Regions from separate parts of the Homo sapiens genome. Here all the other regions are linked to region 4. The links are chromatin contacts, found by Hi-C in ENCODE. All regions are on one chromosome and are shown on one strand. Each heading gives the region's core, a stretch centred on a gene start or an enhancer-like site at or near the end of the contact. The rest is flanking DNA. Distances are from core to core; before and after follow the strand shown. Region 1 holds the start of LINC01628 (long intergenic non-protein coding RNA 1628). Region 2 has its middle 16 kb from the start of LINC01799. Region 3 holds the start of LINC02831 (long intergenic non-protein coding RNA 2831). Region 4 holds the start of LINC01829 (long intergenic non-protein coding RNA 1829).

Evidence for each region. Hi-C counts contacts between places; a loop is a spot of excess contacts on that map. Pooled maps may share reads with other maps.
Region 1: a loop to region 4 is called in a map of Calu3, with 2.5 times the contacts of the local background. The contact joins the promoter of LINC01628 here to the promoter of LINC01829 in region 4. A Hi-C loop is called at or near these places in 1 of 168 maps with a recorded cell type or tissue (Calu3).
Region 2: a map of sigmoid colon shows a loop between it and region 4 (4-fold over the local background). The contact joins the enhancer-like site here to the promoter of LINC01829 in region 4. A Hi-C loop is called at or near these places in 2 of 168 maps with a recorded cell type or tissue (prostate gland and sigmoid colon) and 6 of 50 pooled maps.
Region 3: a loop to region 4 is called in a map of endothelial cell of umbilical vein, with 2.2 times the contacts of the local background. The contact joins the promoter of LINC02831 here to the promoter of LINC01829 in region 4. A Hi-C loop is called at or near these places in 1 of 168 maps with a recorded cell type or tissue (endothelial cell of umbilical vein).

Annotation. Positions count from the first base shown.
Region 1 is chr2:66,921,172-66,923,871 of GRCh38, forward strand. It overlaps LINC01628 (long intergenic non-protein coding RNA 1628), which reads right to left and starts at 1,319. Exons shown (of 3, transcript NR_110600.1): 1 at 1,131-1,319; 2 at 994-1,051; 3 at 339-521. All of the region lies in intron 1 of LINC01799 (long intergenic non-protein coding RNA 1799), which reads left to right.
Region 2 is chr2:66,887,434-66,890,133 of GRCh38, forward strand. No RefSeq gene overlaps it. Among named protein-coding and RNA genes, the nearest start is that of LINC01799, 16 kb to the right of the region's middle. Within about 2 kb of position 1,443, at least 7 of the 41 ENCODE cell types and tissues checked have a DNase peak (open chromatin) inside an H3K27ac peak, as active enhancers do; they include sigmoid colon, where a contact is called at or near this core.
Region 3 is chr2:67,562,939-67,565,638 of GRCh38, forward strand. It overlaps LINC02831 (long intergenic non-protein coding RNA 2831), which reads left to right and starts at 1,362. Exons shown (of 7, transcript NR_183413.1): 1 at 1,362-1,527; 2 at 1,865-1,948; 3 at 2,639-2,700. LOC105374786 (a long non-coding RNA gene) reads right to left here. Exons shown (of 4, transcript XR_001739524.2): 2 at 1,490-2,700; 3 at 844-977; 4 at 1-91.
Region 4 is chr2:67,213,970-67,216,669 of GRCh38, forward strand. It overlaps LINC01829 (long intergenic non-protein coding RNA 1829), which reads right to left and starts at 1,350. Exons shown (of 8, transcript NR_038844.1): 1 at 1,259-1,350. All of the region lies in intron 1 of LINC01828 (long intergenic non-protein coding RNA 1828), which reads left to right. All of the region lies in intron 1 of LOC101927661 (a long non-coding RNA gene), which reads left to right.

The DNA.
Region 1 (2,700 bases), core at 69-2,568, 290 kb before region 4:
TGCCTCTGCCCGTTCCTTTGCTTTACTAGTAAAAAGAAAAAAAAAAGAAGTGAAGAAACATTTTCTCAGATTCTTTCTCCTTTACTAGGACATCATTTTGAAAATGTGATGAGTTAGTTAGAAGGATATAGGAACTCACAACTCAAAAACTGAATGATAAAATTAATATTAATAACAAATACCATGATATCAATAGCTACTATTTGTTGCAATTGCTATATCCAGGCACTGTGCTAATCCTGTAGATGCAGTCCCTTATTTATTCCTCACAACAAATCTGTGAACTAGATATGGTTGGTATCATTTTTCATAGGAGAAAAAAGGAGGCTTACAAGTACTTTGGCATGAATCAGAAAATAAACATTTTATAAATGTTAAGTATTTTCAGGAGTATTAGTATCATTTGGTGGGAGGTAATCATGGCGAAATACATCAATGGAGGGAGTCACCTTTCTCAACCTCTGTCATCATTATACCCAAGGTGAAGCATGGCAGCTGAGTCCCAGTGTGAAGGTTCAGTGCTAGCAGAAAGAAGAGCAAGGAGAAGTTGGTGAAGCTGGGGCAAAGTGAGGATATGTGTGCGTGCAGGTGTGTATGTTTGTACATAAATTTGCATGTGCATGTTTGTGTGCATGTATGTATGCACAGGTGTGTGCAAATGTAGACTTGTATGTACACGTTTGTGCACATGTACGTACATGTGTGTGCACCTATGTTTGGGGAGTGGGAACCAGGATGGGGAGGAAGTATAGAGTAGTGCCAATACAGGAGTGATATCAGCCTCCTTGAACATATCTAGTGCAACCTGACAATCTGGTACAGATTTAAAAACAGGCCATCGCTCTAGAGGAGAGTCCAGGAGGTGCCATGTTGAGCTTGGCATTAACTGTCCAATTTCTGGATTTTGGGCTGGTCCAGCAGGGTAGACTTATGGGAGAGGGGTCAGAAGGACTAAGGCAGGAGGTAGGCTCTGAGGGGGTGGTGTATACTTACCACATGGCACAGCTGTATTTCAAAAACTGAATAGCAGATACGGTCCTACCATTCAAAGCTGAGGACATAAACTCATAGATTATTGGCCTTCTCTTGTCCCTCCCATATCTCCTATTTCCAGTTCTATCCACACTTACTCCAAAGTGAGCTGCCTTCTTTCCACTGCTATAGAAGGGATTTCCTCCAAAACATTGAGCTCATAGCTTTTTTTCAAACACTTCAATTCTAGAGGACTGCTTTCCTTCTTACAGGTATTATGCCTTTTTGTGGGTGTGTGTGTGTGTGAAAACTAGAAAAAATTCAAACCTGGGGCTGAATGAGTCCATTGGAATCACAGAGGAATGTGAAGTTTTAAGACAATATCAGACATTCTAGAACTTGGGTGAAAGGTTTTCACATTCCCTCTCAGGCTCTGTCAAGCCACATAACAAAAATAAATTGATCAATAAATGTGTCAAATGAGAAAACATCACATTCTTGTCCTTGGCAGCATTGTATGGCTTCATGATACTTCTTCATGGCAGATTATTGTATGTGCCTCGGTCCAAGTCTCTTCCCTTTGTTCTCTTCTCCTTCTCTACCTTGGTTTCACCTTGTTTTAGGAGCAAAGCCAACCTATTTCATTTGGAATCTGATGAAAAGACAGAAATGGTTCCTGGGATTTTGAACTTTCCTCTCTTACTCCAACCTACAAGAGAGGCAACTCCGGAGGACGTAGGACAAATAACAACTAACACTTGTCTAGTGCTTTGTGATTTTGCAAAGTGCTTTTATGGATAAACTCACTGTTTCTTACAACAGCTTTGTAACATCATGATTATTGTTTCCCCTGACAGAAAACAAAATGTCTCAAATAAGTTAAGCAAACAGCTTATAGGTTTTCTGAGATACCATGATGTCTCCAATGTAATGTGGGATTTTTTAACCTATCTTCACTCTGGTTATTAGGAGAAATCCTCAGCACCCATGCCAGGACTCTAAAATCCTGTAGGCTTGAACGTTTCCTTGTTTTAAATAATGACCACGACTCTCTTGCTCACTCACTCACTCCAGTTCTAATGGGGACTTGAAGTCAGTGGGTTAATGCTTTTTCCTCTTTCCCTTTTTCTATCCCAGGAAATAAATACCTTTTTGAGATATGTTTTATTGAACAAATGCTGATTGAGCATCTATTATGTGCCAAACACTGTCCTGTGGCTTGGAATATGATTGTTAGCCAAATCATGCCTTTCTAGAGTTTGCATTCTCATGGAGTGAGGCCTAAAAAAATTTTAATAATGAATTGTGGCACTAGGTGTTCTATGACAGTTCTTTTCATTAGAAACAAGTCACTAGGTTTAGCTCACAAACAAGGAGAGAGGATTACACTGGGCATGTGTACCAGTAGTTGGTGGTCTTTGGAAGCCATTTTAAAGAGATTTCTATAAAAGGATCTGAGCATGTCTCTCAGAGGCCCAAAATATCCTCCCCCAACAATAACATTCTTAATAAATAAAATCTACAAGCCAACTTCTGCCTTCATATGATGATTTTCTGTGCCTCATACCTTCAAGTTCTATCTCTTAATTTCTACTATGAAACAAGAAACTAAAGACTTGAGGTGTTACCCTTTTGAGGGTTAATTTCCTCTCCACAAGGGTTTTCCACATCTGAAAATCTTTTTATTAGATAACTCTTAAGCATCATATCTGATCTTCTAAGCCACAC
Region 2 (2,700 bases), core at 193-2,692, 330 kb before region 4:
TTTAAGACTATTAGGAAGACTGAATTTCCTGAAATTGATCTCCAGAATGATTTTGTGTGGCCGGAAATGTTCATTGAACAGAGACGTGAGAGGAGACATGAATAAACAAAGTATGCATTTCTATTTTAAAATAGATGTGAAGTTAGGAAGAAGAAATGAGAATTGGCTCTCAGCTAAAGGCTTTGGAGTTGAAGGAACTGCATTTTGTCTTACTCTGAATTTCATAGACCATGAAACTGAGTTTCTGAGAGAAACTGACTTGGAGGGTGAGTTCGCACCCTCGTTTGTTGAGTTCCTGTCGCTGCAGCTTAATTTGCCTTCGCACCTTCCTTTCACGCTCACAAGTGTCTGGTTTAGACAATACGTTACACGACCACCAACAGTAGCAGCAGCAGCAGCAGCAGCAGGGCTAAGACTGCTCTCCAGATCCACTTCTCCCACTACTTTACTGTTGTTTTTTCCTTAAGTGTGCTGTAACTTATTCTGTTTCTCAAATAGGAATTTGAAATTGTTTTTTAAAAAATAATCTTGAATACAAAAAAATTAGCCAGGCATGGTGGTATGTGCCTGTAATCTCAGCTACTTGGGAGGCTGAGGCAGGAGAAGTGCTTGAACCCGGGAGGCTGACATTGCAGTGAACCGAGATCGCACCACTGCACTCCAGCCTGGGCAACAAGAGCGAAAACTCTGTCTCAAATAATAATAATAATAATAATTTTGAGATTTTTTTAAAACATAATTTTGAAATTATTTTGCCCATGTGGGTGCTGACACAATCAGAGATGTTTGTTTAAACTTTAAGAGGAACATGAAAGATATCAGAAACACTAAGAGAGTTAGGGCAAGACATTAATGGGAAGAGATTTTTGGGCAAACTTGGTCAAATAACATACTTGATATTTATTTGGTCAGGAAATAAGTAAGTACCTATGTGTCTTCCATCCTATATGAGAGGTTACCAGTGCATGTTTTATTGCATTCTTTTTATATCTCTTTTTGTCAAATAAGCAAATAATTATTGATCACTTTATAAATGTAAGGCATTTTGAAATTATTAAAGAAGTGGCAGTGGATGATTCTCTAGGAAACACCAACAGCTTTAAGAGTTATAGTCGCCATTTTCTTAACCTATGAGTTTTCATTTAATCTGGGAGAGTCATGTTAAACTAATGGTGAACATCCCCCAACATGAATTTCACTTGCACTCTTGACAGTTCAAGATGGCTTTGGGATCAGATATCAGTCACCTGAAAGATATTTGGAATATTTGGGTAAGTTGGTGGCTGGGTGGAGGCAAAGGAAGGAGGAAGGAGAGAATTTCCCAGTACTACTCAAATCACAACATCTAGTTCATTTCCTACATAAGCCCAGATCACGCAGGCAGCACTGCCTGTGGAAGGAAGAAAGAGCCTTGTGTGCTCACTACACAGGCCTGAGGTGCCATGTGACCTTATCTTTGAGCGGTCAGAAGCACGTCAGAAAGGCTTCCACCATGGCTGGTGAATAAGAGCGCTATAAAACCTGAGAACACAAGACCTAATGACTTAATGGTTTTGGCTCTGCCTTGATTTGCAGGGGCCTGTCTTCTTACATAGTCCATGAGCTGTTTCCAACCTGCACTTGATTCCCTTAGTGGGGGGAGAAACAGATGCGCAGTTGGCAAACTGGGAGTCTAATCCAAACATCTAAACAGCACTGCTTGGAGGAATTCAGGATGGTGTCCAAGAGTAGGAAAGGAAATGTATTTGAGAACAGGGACTCCTAAAGCTTACTTTTGTCCTCTGCAACCCCCCCCCCCCACCCCCACCCCCTCTTATACTGTCTTTGGCATAGCTTAGTCATTAATAGCAGTCATTAGTGGTGAATGACCTGGAAGAAGCAGAAAGTGGGGGTGGGTCGTATGTGGTGAAGATTTTTGGCAGCTAATAAGGAGGCTTTCTGAAGTTGCTTCCCCAGTTGGATGGGATGGAAACTTTTATGAGCTTGAGTCACATTCATACAGATAGGGTTTTGTAACTTAGCATTGTGCAAGTTATCTGGAGCTAGAAACCTCTGGGAATTAGATGTCTTTCAATTTCCAGGGTGTAATGTATATAAAAGCCTCCTTAGACATGATCTTTCCTCCAAAAAATACCTTTTCCCAAGGATGTCTTGGGAAATTTTATCCCATGTTTACTGAAATGTTTAACTTCTTATCAGTTGAACCAAGGGTTAGTTTGTATATAAGACACTCAACTGAAAAACCACAGGGCTAGAACTACCCAAGTCCAAAGAGTTTCCCAGGAGGGCAACTTCCGGATCCAGACATCAGGCTTCTAAAATCATTTAAAGTTGACATAAAGTGATCCTACTCACAGGTTATAAACAACTTTTTACTTTTAGGCCGTAACAATTAGAAACTGTTTATTTTAGTTTTGTAAGTGGATCCATTCAATAGGTTCCACACAGGGCATCTATCCCAATCTCGGCCATCACTCAGACCTCCTTCTTTCTCCTCTCTGCCCAGCCATATCTCCCAAATTCATCACGACTCCCAACCCCCACCACACACACTCTGAAGATGGCCAGATTTACCAAGTGAAAATACAGAACACCTTGTTAAATTTGAATTTCAGGTTAAAAAACCCAAAAATCCTTTCTTTTAGCATTGCTACATTCTATGCAATATTTGAAGCATATTTATACTAAAATATTATGTAT
Region 3 (2,700 bases), core at 112-2,611, 350 kb after region 4:
GTATTGGCCTTATAGGAAGCCCTCAACAGACATTCACTTTCTTGTCTTTGGGCAGAACTGTATCATATGGCACCTCCAGTTGCAAGGACATCTGGAAGACAGAATATTTAGCTTTTTCAGACTCTGTATTAGAGACAGGTAATGAGATCCCCTTTGGGAATGAGCGATGAACTGGCCAAATTACAGTTCTAACTAGATAAGCGAAAGCCACAGCAGGCCAGGTGAAATGGAGGTACGGGAAAGTCCAGGGAAGAGTTGTTTAAATCAGTGGTTTCAACCTGGGATGTTCATTGTAATCACCTGGGTATCACCCTCAGCAATCCTAATTTAATTGGCCTTGGGTGTGGTCCAGCATCAGGATCTTTAAAAGCTCCTGTAAGTGATTCTAAGGCACAGCCAAGGTTGAGAGCTACTGGCTTAAAGAGATAAATATCAAGACTTGTATCCTCAAAGAAAATAGCAAAGGTATTAGGTATCTCACCAGCTATTATGTTTTGTGGATTTAAAGTCAAAGATTAAACAAAGGTTTTTAAGAGCTTATATCTGGAAAAGGAGTAAAAGTCTAGAAAAAAATTATTCCCTGATTTTGCAAACACTTGAGTGACAAACAGGCATTAGAACATGAGCAAGTTATTTTTAAAATAATATGTTGATTAATTAAGGTTCACTCAATCTAATAGTTGGAAATATTCATAGAAAAAGTGGGCAGTCTTATCTGTGTAATTAACTGGAAATACATCTCAGCTCCACCCCTTCCAACAGTGGGGGTCTAGTGTAAAATATTGACCTCTCGTAGAGTCTCAGTTTTCCCACTTATAAAATGCGAGAAATGATTGAACCTACCTCAAAAGCCTTTCTGTAAGGAATGATTGAGATAACCTGGATGAAAGGGTTAAATGTCTGGCATGTAGTAACAGCTCAATATCATCGTTCTTGGTCTCCCATTCAGCAAGCTCATTTACAAGCATTCATGTCACCTACAAAGAATTAGCAAGAATTGGGTCTGAAAAACACCAAGGTGACAATTTAATTACTGTTATATGAGGCTTGATGAACTATTATTCAACTATCCAGGGCAAAGTATTGTAAAAGAGATATAAAATGCTGCTGGAGGGACTTATGTTAGATATGATTTAAAAAAATAGTTAACTATGAAGGCAATAAAACATGATAAAACGTTAGTTGAAAAAGCAATGGTTTCTCCTCAGAAAGTCTGCTTTAATAGGAGATATTTTCATATTTCTAGAATAGTCTAAGCCATAGTGTGGTAAATAAATTAACTTTCAACATCCTTTTTGGTCTTTATGACTCAATAATTGTGACTCAACGATATAAACTTAGGAAGATGAAATTCAGATTTCAGTTGAGAAGCAATGCTGTTTCACCTCCCTGAGAGAATTGCCTTGTTTGTGAAATACTACAGAAAAACCTGTATTTTCTCCAGAAAATGAAAGGTCTTGGCCTGAGTAAATCAAGGCAGAAAACTCACCCCCGTGAAAGCTGCAGCTCTGAGAGTGTGTGGGCAGGGTGAGTGTCACAGGTTCAGGTTGTCTGGACTGCCCTTGGGACCCCAGCTCCTCCTTTCCATCATGTTGCGGTCCAGAGTTCAGTTCATACCATCCCAGATGATTTGGGGGTTTGCTTCCTCACTTCAGGCACTCTTTAAATAAGAGGCCTTGTCAGTGGCTCTTCCATCTGGCAGAAAGTGGGTGCTCAATAAATATTTGTTGAATGAGCCTGATCATTCTGATGAAAAGAGACCCCTTTGTTCTTTTGGGCCATTGGGTTTACCATTTACTAAACGGCCTGTGGCTTCCTGGTCTGACAAATTTATAGCACCTGTTTATGTCTTTCTCACCCACAGGCTTCAACAGAATACCTGTGGCTGCACTTACAAAAGGCAGCCAGAAGGACCCGTCCATTCTGGAAAGTACCTTTAGTCTGAAAGGTACAAATCAGAACTTTCACCACATTCCATCTGGCACTCACTGGTGGTGCCAACACCTCAAAAACCCTGCCGGGGCCATTTGTCACCATGTGGACACAGACAGACCACCAGTGAAAGTGGAATTTTTGAATGAGCTTGAATGACCTGCCTATATGTGTAGACAGCCATGGTCACTTTTTCTCCGTAGGATTAGATGTGCTGATTCTAATGTGGTTCACATTAGGCTATTTTCTTTTAAAAGTGAAATTTCTTTTGGAAGCCTGGACATTTCTAAGACGACTTCACATCTATTCACTCATCTTGCCTTCCAAAACAGCTGCTCACAATCTGAATATTAGACTACAAATAGCAAAAACAAACCTCTGTTGTTATTATTACTATATTATTAGGGTTTTTTTAGAATCCCAAGGAATTCTTTATATAATGTAGAGTAAGCTATTAGAAGGAAATCATTATTTTCAATGTGGTTCATCCCATGGAGGTATGGATGGAGAATCCCTGCTCTTTCCTGGAAATGGATGCTGGTTCTTTAGAACAGTGAGTCTTCTTCAAACTGCATAAAATAATCATTATGACATAATCAGCAGCAGTGTGTTACACTCTTGTCATTTTTCCCTAGTGCATTTCCAGGTCTCTATCAGCAGAATTGGAATTACTTCATCATTTTCAGCATTTCTTTTTCCTTTCCAGCATTTATTGCAGAAAAAATATGAGGCTTGCTGGTAGTATTCCCAGGTGACAAATGTGCACCC
Region 4 (2,700 bases), core at 100-2,599:
CACATAAACACATACTTCCCCCATACACACACACAGCCACACACACATCATACACACACTCCCCCTACACACACATACACACCCACAGTCACATCCACACTTTCCCCACACACATACACATACCCCACACACATACACACCCACATATACACTCCATACACATACACACCCACCAACATACATACACACCACACACACATATACCCCCACATACATACACACACTCCCCACACATACCCGACTTACATACACACCCACATATACTTCTCCCATACACACATATACACACCCACATACACCCCTCCACACACACGTATAACTCCCCACACATACATACCCACATAAACACATACATATACATACTTCCCCAACACATATATGCACACCACACACACACCCCTCCACATGCACATACTCCCCCCACACCCATACACATCCAAAACCCCACACACATACACATCCAAATACACCCACACCCACATACACCTTACATACATACACACACTTCCCACACACACCCCACACACATACCCACATATACACACACCCACAGACACACACACCCACATCCACACACCCCACACACATACGCACATACATCCCCCCACACGTACCCACATACTTCCCCCCGACACATACACACCCACACACCCCACATACATACCCACATATACACACCCACATACACCCCCCCAAAACACAAACCCCACACACACATACCCCACACATATACCCACATACAGACACACATACTCATACATGCACTTACTCTCCTCACACACATATTCACCGTAAACACATACATACCCACACACCCATACACACATTTCCCCCACATATACACAACCCCATACACACACACTCCCTACCCACACACACATCCACACACCCACATTCCCCCACACACACCCATACACACACTCCCCACCACCCCACACACACATATTCACCCCCACACACACACTCCCCACCACCCCACACACATATTCACCCACACACGCTTCTAACACACCTACACACACGCTTTCCACACATATACACAGCACACTCACACCCATATCCCTCCACACACACATGCATACCACCCTACACAGAGAACCAGGGCCTAACCTCTCTATCTCTCTTCTATCCCCGCAAGGCTCAGCCTGTGCCCACTGGGAGACAGAGAAAAGAATCTGAAGAAGAGTAAAATCTGCCTCTACCCACCCCACCCCCAATTTTCATTCCAAGCCTTAGGCAGATAAATGTACTTTTCCACCTGTTCATTGGGGTCCCTGTCCAGATAATCCATCGCACAGGCTCCAGCTCTCAGGTGAAGGCCTCAGGTGAGAGGCTCTTTTTAGATTTAAGAATCCAAGCCTGGAGGGGAAACCCTGTTTCTAGAAAGGGAGAGCTGTGTTGCTGACGGGCGGTGGGAAGAGATGGGAACCTATGGGGTTGAATTCCTGCCCAGTCATCGGCGCTTGGCTACCCCCTGCTGGGCGGGAAGCTCTTGGCCTCAGACTCACACATTATGCTCAGGGTCAAGTCTATTCCCAAGGCTTGGGACAGAATCCACTTACTTCCTGTCAAATTGTTATCACACGTTCCCAACGTGAAGCTGGAGTGTGAAGTTACCTTCCAATCCCCAAGAGGTGTTTGTTAAAGAGTTTTTTTCCTCTGAGCCCTTTGTATGCCAGTTTAAGCAGAACAAATCTATTTATTTTTTGTGAGGATCAGTTTATTAAAAGCATGCACATAACTCAAATCGTATAGTAAAATGATGTTAGGCTTTGTTGAGCATGAAAAGTGTGCTCGCTCAAACCCCATTTCCAACCTTCCGTGCGTCATTTTCCCCTGAAGCAGAACATAGGTTATGTTAACAGGACCTCAGCCCAAAGGCCTAAAATCAGCTTAGCTCCCAGGCTTTCTCCAGCCATCTCTTCCCACAACCCACTCTTTCCACCTCTCAGGAAAACCCCAGCTACATGATGTAGAAAACTGGCAAATATAAGCGGACGGGGAACCGATTTTTAACCAGATCAAGTTTTCAAATATAGATTAACACGTTTTAATTGTCCTATAAACTATTATTCTTAAAGTCACTCTTAACAAAACCCAGACTTGGAGGAAGTTCTCTGCCATAACTGTAATGTGTATACACTATTAAGATAGTTATGAAACCTCAGACACATTTGGAAGACGTGGCTTAATAGTGCCTTTAATACAAAATAAAGTAAAATGTAAATAAAAAGGGATTAGTTGTTATAAGCTGTGACACAGCTGCAGCGACAGAAACTGAAGAAACATGTAAACAGAGAGTGCTTTTAGTCACTCAGTGACCCAAATGTCTTTTTCAGACTCTCACAATTCTAATTCTGACACACTCGTTCATTTCATTTATTTTGCAAACCAAGCAGAAATGAAACGGACCTTCAGATTAAGTAAACAGGGGCTTTACATATAGCCACTAAGCTGCCAGATAGACAACTTTTGGTTTACATGGAGTGTAAGGGTAAAGAAACAATGTCAAAACTGCATCCCTTCTTGCATTTATTGGCATGAAGTGAAAATCCAAATATATTCACCAACAAATTAATAAAGGGTGAACAGGCTGCTAACCTTGCATGGTGCGTTAAAGTGTCAGAGCACTTGAACTGCACATCATAGCACAGCCTCAGAAATAAACAAACATTTCTCTCTGTCAGAATGGGGTAAATA